Linked DNA regions of Homo sapiens: region 1 is linked to region 2. The links are chromatin loops, found by intact Hi-C in ENCODE. Cell type or tissue: IMR-90. All regions are shown on one strand.

What was found. Peaks named below come from ENCODE experiments on the same cell type or tissue, not always from the same donor. Only the 100,000 strongest peaks of a DNase experiment are listed, where the experiment ranks them.
Region 1: a loop joins it to region 2, with 2.4 times the contacts of the local background. A loop is called at or near these places in 3 of 110 quality-filtered maps.

What each region holds. Positions count from the first base shown.
Region 1 is chrX:13,121,742-13,126,741 of GRCh38, reverse strand. No RefSeq gene overlaps it. Among named protein-coding and RNA genes, the nearest start is that of FAM9C, 80 kb to the right of the region's middle. In IMR-90, no CTCF peak of the experiment used is centred here; a DNase peak (open chromatin) is centred at 2,511; H3K27ac peaks cover 1,665 bases.
Region 2 is chrX:13,374,480-13,379,479 of GRCh38, reverse strand. It overlaps the pseudogene GPX1P1. Among named protein-coding and RNA genes, the nearest start is that of LINC01203, 42 kb to the right of the region's middle. In IMR-90, no CTCF peak of the experiment used is centred here; DNase peaks (open chromatin) are centred at 1,719 and 2,419; H3K27ac peaks cover 2,776 bases.

The sequences.
Region 1 (5,000 bases), 250 kb after region 2:
GGGGCATTGGCAATGTTCCATGACAATTTTAGTTGTCATAAATGACAGGGGGCAGGGGCGGAGAGTGCTTCTGGCATCTAGTGGGTGAAGGCCAGGGATGCTACTAAACATCCTACAGCACACAGGACAGTCCCCTGGCCCCAGCAAAGAATGATCCAGCACAAGATGTCAATAGTGCTGAGAACCCTGCACTAGAATAAAGAGCTTTGTGCAGTTTTGACAAATGACCAAACTTGTCCACTGATTTCTGCTTCAGTTGACACATCGTGGGAATAAGGGTTGTTACCTCAAAAAAAGCAAATGGGAAAGCACATGATTCCTGGGCACGGTCTTTAGAGAAGAAATCTTGCTGCTCCTCTGGTCATAGCAATGGAAAGTTCCTCAAGCTGTAATGGGACAGCTCTGGGAACTTTGGGTTTGGGTGCATTTCATCAGAAGGTGTGCTCAGGGAATAGCAGTGCACCTAACATTAGTCTAACGCAAGCATCATCCAAAGATCAGAAGGGTACATCTAGTGCAACTGACACCATGTAATTAATCTTGAGGTGGCCAGGCGCGGTGGCTCACGCCTGTAATCCCAGCACTTTGGGAGACCGAGGCAGAAAGATAGCAGGAGGCCAGGAGTTCGAGACCAGCCTGGCCAATATGGCAAACCCTGTCTCTACTAAAAATACATGGTGGCATATGTCTGTAATCCCAGCTACTTGGGAGGCTGAAGCAGGAGAATCACGAATTCAGGAGGCAGAAGTCGCAGTAAGCCAAGATTGTGTGTGTCACTGCACTCCAGCCTAGGCAACAGAGCGAGACTCTGTGTCAAAATAATAATAATAATAATAATAACAATAATAATTAATCTTGAGTCAAACAGAAATGACTTTTGCATCGTGTGTGTACCTACCTCCTCCAGGAGGGCAGCTAATTGAGAATAATGGGGTGTTCCTTCTTGACATGTCTACCACGGATGGAAATTTGAAGGGCAAAACAGAAGTGATTGGAGTTCTGAGCTACAGTTGCTTATAAGCAAAAAAGCACATGTCTGTATTTTAAGATGACTGTGTTTCTCTTCCAATCAACTTTCTTCAAAGCATTAATCACTGAAAACAAGGAAGATGTGCCAGTGGATATGCTTTTATTGTTGTTGTTATCGTTTTAAAGCTACATTTTTTTCTGTTCTGTGAATTGGCAATAAAACAGACATTGACTACCTTGACCCTTATGACATTGCAGATTTGCTTATTTGGCATTCTTCTTGTCCATTTTTTGTTCTTTCCTCCAGAATGCTGTGCTTTTATTGTTAGGCCACCCAGGGACGTCCTTGATCATGCAGGGTGTTGTGACATAGGCTTGTATTCTTGGGACTGCTACCCCTTAAGCCAGGGAAGGACTAGGAAAAGGTCAGGCCAGAGGAAACACAGATGTCAGAGATCTGAAAATTTGTGTGGGGCACTTCAGCTGGGCCAAGGCTGCAGCCTTCACCCTCCTGCATCCTCCTCCTCTTCTGACAAAGCCTTTATGTCTCAATGTCTTTTCAAAGGTACGGCAAAACCCAAGCACATTATCTGAAAGGGAGCCGACCAATGTTCCCTTCTTCCGTCAGGGGTATTGGCAGAGGCCTAGCCAAGTCTTTTCCAGGCCTGTGGGCGTCCTTCAGCATTCAGCAGCTGAGCGCTAATCAATTCCACTATCCTGTCTCCTGAAGGAGCAGAGAATTGGGAGTGGTTCTGAATCAATGTTATTTTTATGGAGTACAAGGGATGTTCCAAAAATGATTATGATTCAGATGTTTCTTACTAACCCACTCCCAAAATGCACTCTTGGGGCAGAAATAAATTAATTTTATGGTATCAAAAAAGATGCTCTGGTTAATAAACTTACTCTGAGTATGCAATCTGTCAGATCAACAATTAGATGATGGTTTAAAGAAGTCATAAAAAAAGAATCTCAAGTCTGAAAGCTCGTGTGCCTTGTGTTAAGTTCGTGCCACTAAGGGGAGGGATAAATGAATGTGGTGTTTGGAGAAAATTAATTTTGTGACTTTACAGACATTCCTACAGCTAAAGCTATTGAAGTTAAAGGGTATGTATAAGGTAATGGTTGAAAGGAATCTGTATATGATGTGACAAGAAAGACACAAAAGCTTAGAACATCTAACACAAAAGTAGAATAATTGCACATACTCAGAAAGCATACATGCATGTTGAAGATGCATGTTGCAAAGATAAATTCTACACTTAAAACAGTCCTGGGCTATGCATGAAATTCCTTCACGAAAAAAAAAAATTCCAACTACCTTTTTGTAGCCATAAAATGTACAAGCCAAAGGGCTAAAGAACTTTGCCACAAACACTTATTAGTTCTAGAATAAAAGTTCATGGTTTAGGAGGTTTCAGTGAAATGATTCGGTCAGAATATATTTCTTTGCAGAAAATGACTACTTACATTGCCAAACTCTTACTATGAATATGGTCAGTCTTTGGAGCCAAAATAAATAAATATAAGATGAGGGTCCACTACAGGAATTCAAACAAATAGGAAAACTTAGCTACTTGAAGTTGACACAGGAAGTCGACAGTTTCACATTCACAAACTAAACAGCCCTAGGAAATGAGAATGTATTATATACCAAAGACAAACACGAAAAAACATTTGCAGAATACCCAGAACAGTCCCCAGCACACAGTTTTGGTTTCCTGTAAAGCTGTCATCATAAACGCAGGAAATCTGGAGGTCTATTCTCCATCTGATTTTTAACATTATGTTTTATGAGAATGTTGCATTTGGCTGTACTTGTATGACTCTAATATGTATAACGGTAGACAAACTATGGCCTGTGAGCCAAGTCCTCCGGCCTGCCGCCTGGTTTTATACAGCCTGCAAGCAGAGTGGTTTTTACATTTTTAAATGGTGAAAAAAAATCAAAAGGAAAATAATATTTCATGACAAATGAAAATTAATTGAAATTAGGATTTCAGTGTCCATGAATAAAGTTTATTTGGAACATAGCCATGCCCAATTGTTTACATATTGTCTGTGGCTGCTTTTGAGCTCAAAGGGCACAGTTGAGTAGTTGTGACAGAGACCGTGTATGTGGCCTTCAAAGCCGAAAATATTTACTGGCTGACCCTTTACAGACAAAGTTTGCCAACCTCTTCTCTAATATGCAAAGGCCAGCAGAATCTGAAAGTGAACACCCAAAAGAACAATATGGAGAAACCAGAAGAGAGAAGAATGCACTCTTCTTGGTGAATCTTCCAAAGTGGCACTTGAGCCTCTCTTACACATCTGCACCGGCTCCCATGCTGTCCGGGCCACATCAGATCAAAGAAGGCAGCCCTCCTCACAAAAACCTCGCTATTCCTTCTGCTACTTGATCTGTGCAAAGCTCAGGTGTGGTTTGCCATTTGATCTGGAGGTTGGAATTAGTTCTTATTTTAGCTGATTTAGGTTACCTAGGTTACACCACAAATCAAAAATAGCTGAAATATCTGTGTAAATGAAAAACAAATGTACAGAGAGAGGGAGCAATCAATTTTCAGAAGATAGAGAAATGTTCTTTTGCATGGAGCCCCCATTGGTAATGAACTCCCTGGTGCTAAATGAAGGGAAGGAGGGAAGGGACTTTTGTGTCTCCCAGCAGGACCTCCAATCAGGCAACAGAATAGAAACTTTTCATTGATTGTAGGCCTTGGCAAAATTGAGGGTTGCCTGTTTGTACTGACACTTTGAAGTTCGATGGGTATTTTGGTAATAAACTCCCTTGTAACTTCACAGTAGTGAGATTATAATAACTTTGGGAGTTATCTCATTATATGTTTTGTGATTTTTTTTTTTGCACACTTTTTTTTTCTTCGAACTCTGATGAAAGTTTAGCTTCAAGGAATCATAAGTTCCAGAGGTTGATGAAACCAGTTATAGACCCTCACTGTTCCAAGTGGGTTCCATGAACGAGCAGCATTGGCGCCTTCTCAGAGCTTGTTAGAAATTCAGAATTTCAGCACCTCCCCCAGACTGGCTGAATCAGAATCTGTGTTTTAACAGGATTCCCAGATTGTCTGAGTATACATTAATTTTTGAGAAGCACTGGTGGAAAAAAGTGCATGAGACTTGGGGTCTTGGGGATCCAGTTCCAGATTGAACTGATGCTAAGTCACTGGTGACCTTGGGCAAATTTCTCACCATCTTTTTGCCTTGGTCATCTTCTCTTTAATGTGCGGCTAAATTCACTGTCTTAGTTCAGGCTGCTATAACAAAATACCATAGAACGGGCTTCTTAAACAACGACAACAAAAAATTATTTCTCATCGTTCGGGAGGCTGTAAGTCCAAGATCAGGGTGCCAACATGACTGGATTCTGGTGAGATCCTTCTTCAGGAGGAAAGAGGGTAAGACAACTTCCTGGGGTTTCTTTTATAAGGGCACACGTCTCATTCATGAGGTCTCTACCCTCATGACCTAATTTCCTCCCAAAGGCCCTACCTGCTAATACCATCACATTGGATGTTAGGATTTCAATATGTGAATTTGGGAGGGACATAAATATTCAGTTCATTAAAATCACCTTCCCCTACTTTTTGAACAATACTCTCGTCAAATGAGACAATAAGCATAAAACTGCTTGAAAAATTATTACCTCCACTGTGGTTGTGAGATATTAGGAATGGTAATGGCTAATATCTACAGAACCTCAACCATGAGTCTTGCTCTGTGCCGACTTCTGAAGATGAACTTTCCTTTCAGTCTCACTAAAACTCTCTGATGAGAGTAGTAACATCAGTTTTACCATACACGTGGAGAAACAGCCATTGAGAAATTAAGTGCCTCACCCAAGGTGACATATCTAGTTAGTTGTAAAACTGGAAATAGAGCCCCAAAGCCATGTCCTCATCCCCACACCATGCTGCCTCCAAAATACAATGTTGAAGAATGGCAACAAATACTGTTATTATCACAGATGCTAGTCTAAACACCACTACACAGTGAGGACAAAGGCATAACATATT
Region 2 (5,000 bases):
TCTGTCTCTTGTCAGTGATTTTCAGAGAACCTTCAGAGGGCAAAGAGGAAGTTTTCCCATGGCTCCGACCCTGTGAAAAGAATGCACTGGAGACAGTGCTTGTTCGGGGCGCTCCGCTGGCTTCTTGGACAATTGCGCCATGTGTGCTGCTCGGCCAGCGGCGGCGGCGGCCCAGTCGGTGTATGCCTTCTCGGCGCGCCCGCTGGCCGGCGGGGAGCCTGTGAGCCTGGGCTCCCTGCGGTGCAAGGTACTACTTATAGAGAATGTGGCGTCCCTCTGAGGCTCCACGGTCCGGGACTACACCCAGATGAACGAGCTGCAGCGGCGCCTCGGACCCCGGGGCCTGGTGGTGCTCGGCTTCCCGTGCAACCAGTTTGGGCATCAGGAGAACGCCAAGAACGAAGAGATTCTGAATTCCCTCAAGTACGTCCGACCTGGTGGTGGGTTCGAGCCCAACTTCATGCTCTTCGAGAAGGGCGAGGTGAACGGTGCGGGGGCGCACACTCTCTTTGCCTTCCTGCGGGAGGCCCTGCCAGCCCCCAGCGACGACGCCACTGCGCTTATGACCGACCCCAAGCTCATCACCTGGTCTCCGGTGTGTCGCAACGATGTTGCCTAGAACTTTGAGAAGTTCCTGGTGGGCCCTGACGGTGTGCCCCTACGCAGGTACAGCCGCCGCTTCCAGACCATTGACATCGAGCCTGACATCGAAGCCCTGCTGTCTCAAGGGCCCAGCTGTGCCTAGGGCGCCCCTCCTACCCCGGCTGCTTGGCAGTTGCAGTGCTGCTCTCTGGGGGGTTTTCATCTATGAGGGTGTTTCCTCTAAACCTACAAGGGAGGAACACCTGATCTTCCAGAAAATACCCCCTCGAGATGGGCGCCGGTCCTGTCCATCCCAGTCTCTGCCAGACCAAGGCGAGTTTCCCCACTAATAAAGTGCTGGGTGTCAGCAGAAAAAAAAAAAAGAAAAGAATGCACTGGAGCAAAGAAACCAGAAGATAGCTTAGAAGAAACTATTGTAACGGTCCAGGCAGGACTTACTGAAGGTCAGAATTAAGGCAATAGCAATGAGAATAGAGAAGTCAAGATCGTTTCAAGCAATGCTAAGGAGATGGAATCTACAAGACTCCATTGATTCCATAAGGCCCCAGTGACTGATTGACGGTAGAGTTGGGTACCCAAAGTTAGGTTTCTGACTTGAAGGGAACATTGGAGAGGGGACAGGTGTTGAGTTGAAATGTTGCTGAAATGCTTGTGGGATTACCTGTGCTTCTGAAATGTTGTTTAAAGTGTTTGTGGGATTACTAAGAAGCACGAGTAGATCAAGTTAATATTCAGAAACTGTTTATCACATGCTGGGCTATGGGATCAATTTACTGGACTGAACTTCATACATTAAAGTTCCTTATTATTCCCTCTATCATGTAATTTAGAGAGCAAGGAGAGAACAAAGACACAGGTCAAAAAGCTTCTTTAAAATCTCACTTACTCTCCTTCTCTACTTCCATTTACCCTGAGAATAAAGAAGAATAAAGGGGTGGGAAAGGCCTATCCTCATTCCTCTTGCTCTTTCCACAGAGGACAATGAGGCAGGACTGAGCAGTGTCTTCATCCCTCACGGAATTCCAAGGTGGATGCCATCTGTGAAGCGACTTCGTGTTGGCCTGAACTTGCTAGGAGCTTTTAGCCACTCATTTGGTTGTAATCCAACACATGACGTAATAGTCGGCCGTCTGGATTAATCAGTCCCAGCTGTTGGACGCTCTGCTCTGTGTGGGGGTTCAAGCCTCTCCATCTGTTCCTGGGGCCTCTCCACTTATCCCTTCTCTGCTTGAGCCTCCAGCCATGACAGATGGCTCTTTCTCAGTATTACAGATAATTTTTCTCTGATCAGTGTCTCAGCTCCAATTTGTGCTTAACATTTTTAACTGCCCCTCATCACTGCCATCACCTTAGGCATTTATGGAGATTTATACTACATATGCATATGTATGTGTCTGCATGCATATAATGACCCGCACACACATTCATAATTTCATTCTGTTTACCATTCGCACACAACAACTAGCATTGTGGTCATGCTGGTTGCCCCTCCCTTACTGGGTTATTTCTTTTGGAGAATCTATCTAGATGATCTTACTCACTGGAAAGGCGTGATACGAAGGCGACTCAGCTGGGTGAAAACGTGGTTGGAGCATAAGAGTCCCAGCATCAAACAGTAATAGAAACAGCAGTAGCAGCAGTGTATTTCCACAGCACTCTTAAACTCGGCTTGGATTCTCTACAATGGCTGTGGGTAGAAAAAATAGCAGGGCCTCTGACGAGTTGTGGATCAACTCCAAAACCCCTCTCCACCACATTTATGAGTACTTGAAACCACAAAAGTTATAATCTCCCAGTCCCAAGGGCCTATTCTATATCCTGCTGCTCCAGCCAGGCAGCTTCATTTTTGGCTCTGAGAACCACATCTCTGTAATTACAAAACTTGAGTTCAAACAATGTGGGGATTTTCGGGAGTGGTTGAGAAAGACTGTCAATAGAGAGACTGCACATGGCAGCTGTAGCCCAAGCCAGGGAATATTCTCATCAGCAAACCACAGAACAGGCTTTGGAACAATGTCTTTTACCACACCTGCTATCCCAGTCATCTTCACACGTGAAAGGATAAAATTTACACAGATGTTTCATTTCCTCCAGGGAATATTTCAAAGCAATGATAGTTTTCATTTATTATTTTATGTCTAATTATTAGCACTGTTCTTTTTTTTTTCTTTTTTTGGCCAATGATGATAGTAGTGGTTTCCTTTAAGACTGGATATCTAAAATAGTCTACTTTATTTCCCTTAGCAATCTTTATGTTTCATATATTTGATACAAATAATACTATTGCAGTGGTGGTCAACCAGGGTTGATTTTGCCCTCCAGGGGACATCTGGCAATATCTGGAGACATTTTGGTTGACACAACTTCTGTGGGAGTGGAGGTGCTCCTGGTATCTAGCAGGTGGAGGCCAGGGAAGCTGAAAACTGGATTATTTGTTAATTATGCCACTGCTATGCTGTCAGTAAATCTGACGAATGCTGTTCCGTGAAAAGGAGAGCTCAAGGGTGTGGAATTCCAGGTGCCAGGCAAGCCTTCTTCCAGAATATTTTGACCTGGATGAAGGCTCACCCCAGAAACCAAAAAATTTTACTTTGATCTTGACTAAATTCTGGGGACCAGCCAGAATATAGGGGCTGGCATGTGATTGTGATGGGATTGTTTGCCCTGCCAGACAATGTAAGTTGGATCTATTTTTGGTGGATGTCTTGGGGCCTGGTGTCTTTTTCTTCCTCTTCAGTGCTTTTCTCAAGACTAAGGATTTTCTTAACCTATAGTCTCTTGTACAGCTAATCATATACTCTTTAAGAAGCAAACAAAATTGATGTGCATAAATCAAGTGCAAAATTGATTTAAGATTGATTTCTTTGGTTTAAAAAAAATGAGAGTGGCCGAGCATGGTGGCTCATGCCTGTAATCCCAGCACTTCGGGAGGCTGAGGCGGGTGGATTGCCTGAGCTCAGGAGTTTGAGATCAGCCTAGGGAATGTGGCAAAACCCCATCTTTACCAAAAATACAAAAAATTAGCCGGGCATGATGGCACATGCCTGTGGTCACAGCTACTCAGGAAGCTGAGTTAGGAGGATCACTTGGGCCTGGGAGGTGGAGGTTACAGTGAGCGGAGATCGCACCACTGCACTCCAGCCTGGGCAACAGAGCGGGACCCTGTCTGGAAAAAAAAATAATAATAAGAGTGGCAAATACTTGACGTGGGAGGCATGCATGACCCTGCAAAGATTTTTACCAGGTCTGCCCACCTTCTTTTTCTATTAAGCCATAAAACTTCTGAAGCCAGTCTTGCCCACAATATTCTATTTTCTAGAATCTGCAGAGTCAGAGTTCAATGAAGGATTTTTTTTAATTGTAAACCAAACTAAAAATAACCTAAAAACTTACCTTTTTGAGAGTGATGCTTCCAGACTGCAACATTATATAAGGATGATCTCTCCATCTTCTCATCCCCAGATGTCCTGCTGCTCCTAATGATAGAATACAGAGAGGCGTACCCTATTTAGGTGGGCATGTGATGTTCTTTCAGCAGATGCCCAAAGAAAAGAACCAGTGCTCTTTGTTTTGTCTCTGGTCAGCTTCTAGTACTTTTTCTAGTTCTCCGTAAGTAATAGAATTTCTTTACGAACATTGTTAAACTAAAGCTGCTAATATTTTTAAGTGGGATAATTGTGTTATGGTTACGTTTTCAAAAATCTTCTTCATTTTTAGAGATAAATGCTTAACTATTTATGAATAGAACAATCCAATGTCTGGAAAGTAATTCAAAATAACTCAGAGGGGCTGGGCACAGTGGCTCATGCCTGTAATCCCAGCACTTTGGGAGGCTGAGGCAGGGGGATCGCTTGAGCCCAGGAGTTGGAGATCAGCCTGGGCAACATGGTGAAACCCTGTCTCTACAAAAAAATACAAAAATTAGCCAGGTATGGTGGTGCATGCCTGTGGTCCCAGCTACTTGGGTGGCTGAGGCAGGAGGATCGCTTGAACCTGGGAGGCTGAGGCTGCAGTTAGCCAGGTTCATGCCACTGCATTCCAGCCTGGGCAACAAAGCAAGATCCTGTCTCAAAACAAAACAAAACAAAAACAAACAAACAAGCAAAAAACCAAAATAGTTCAGAGGGAAGGGTATGAATGAAATGAAGTTAACCATGAGTTGATATTTGTTTTAACCTGGTGATAAATACATGCTGGTGTATGTATGCTGATAGGAATGATCCAGTTTAGCTGGAGCAATTGATGACCAAGAAGAGAGAAGAAATAGCCTAAGAGGCAAACATTTAATGATGTCATGTGAGGACAGGTGGATTTCAGAGACTAAAGCCTCTTAAGTAATCACTTAAACTTGGAGTTTGAATTTTGAGCATGCTGAAAGCATTCACCCTCCACTCTGG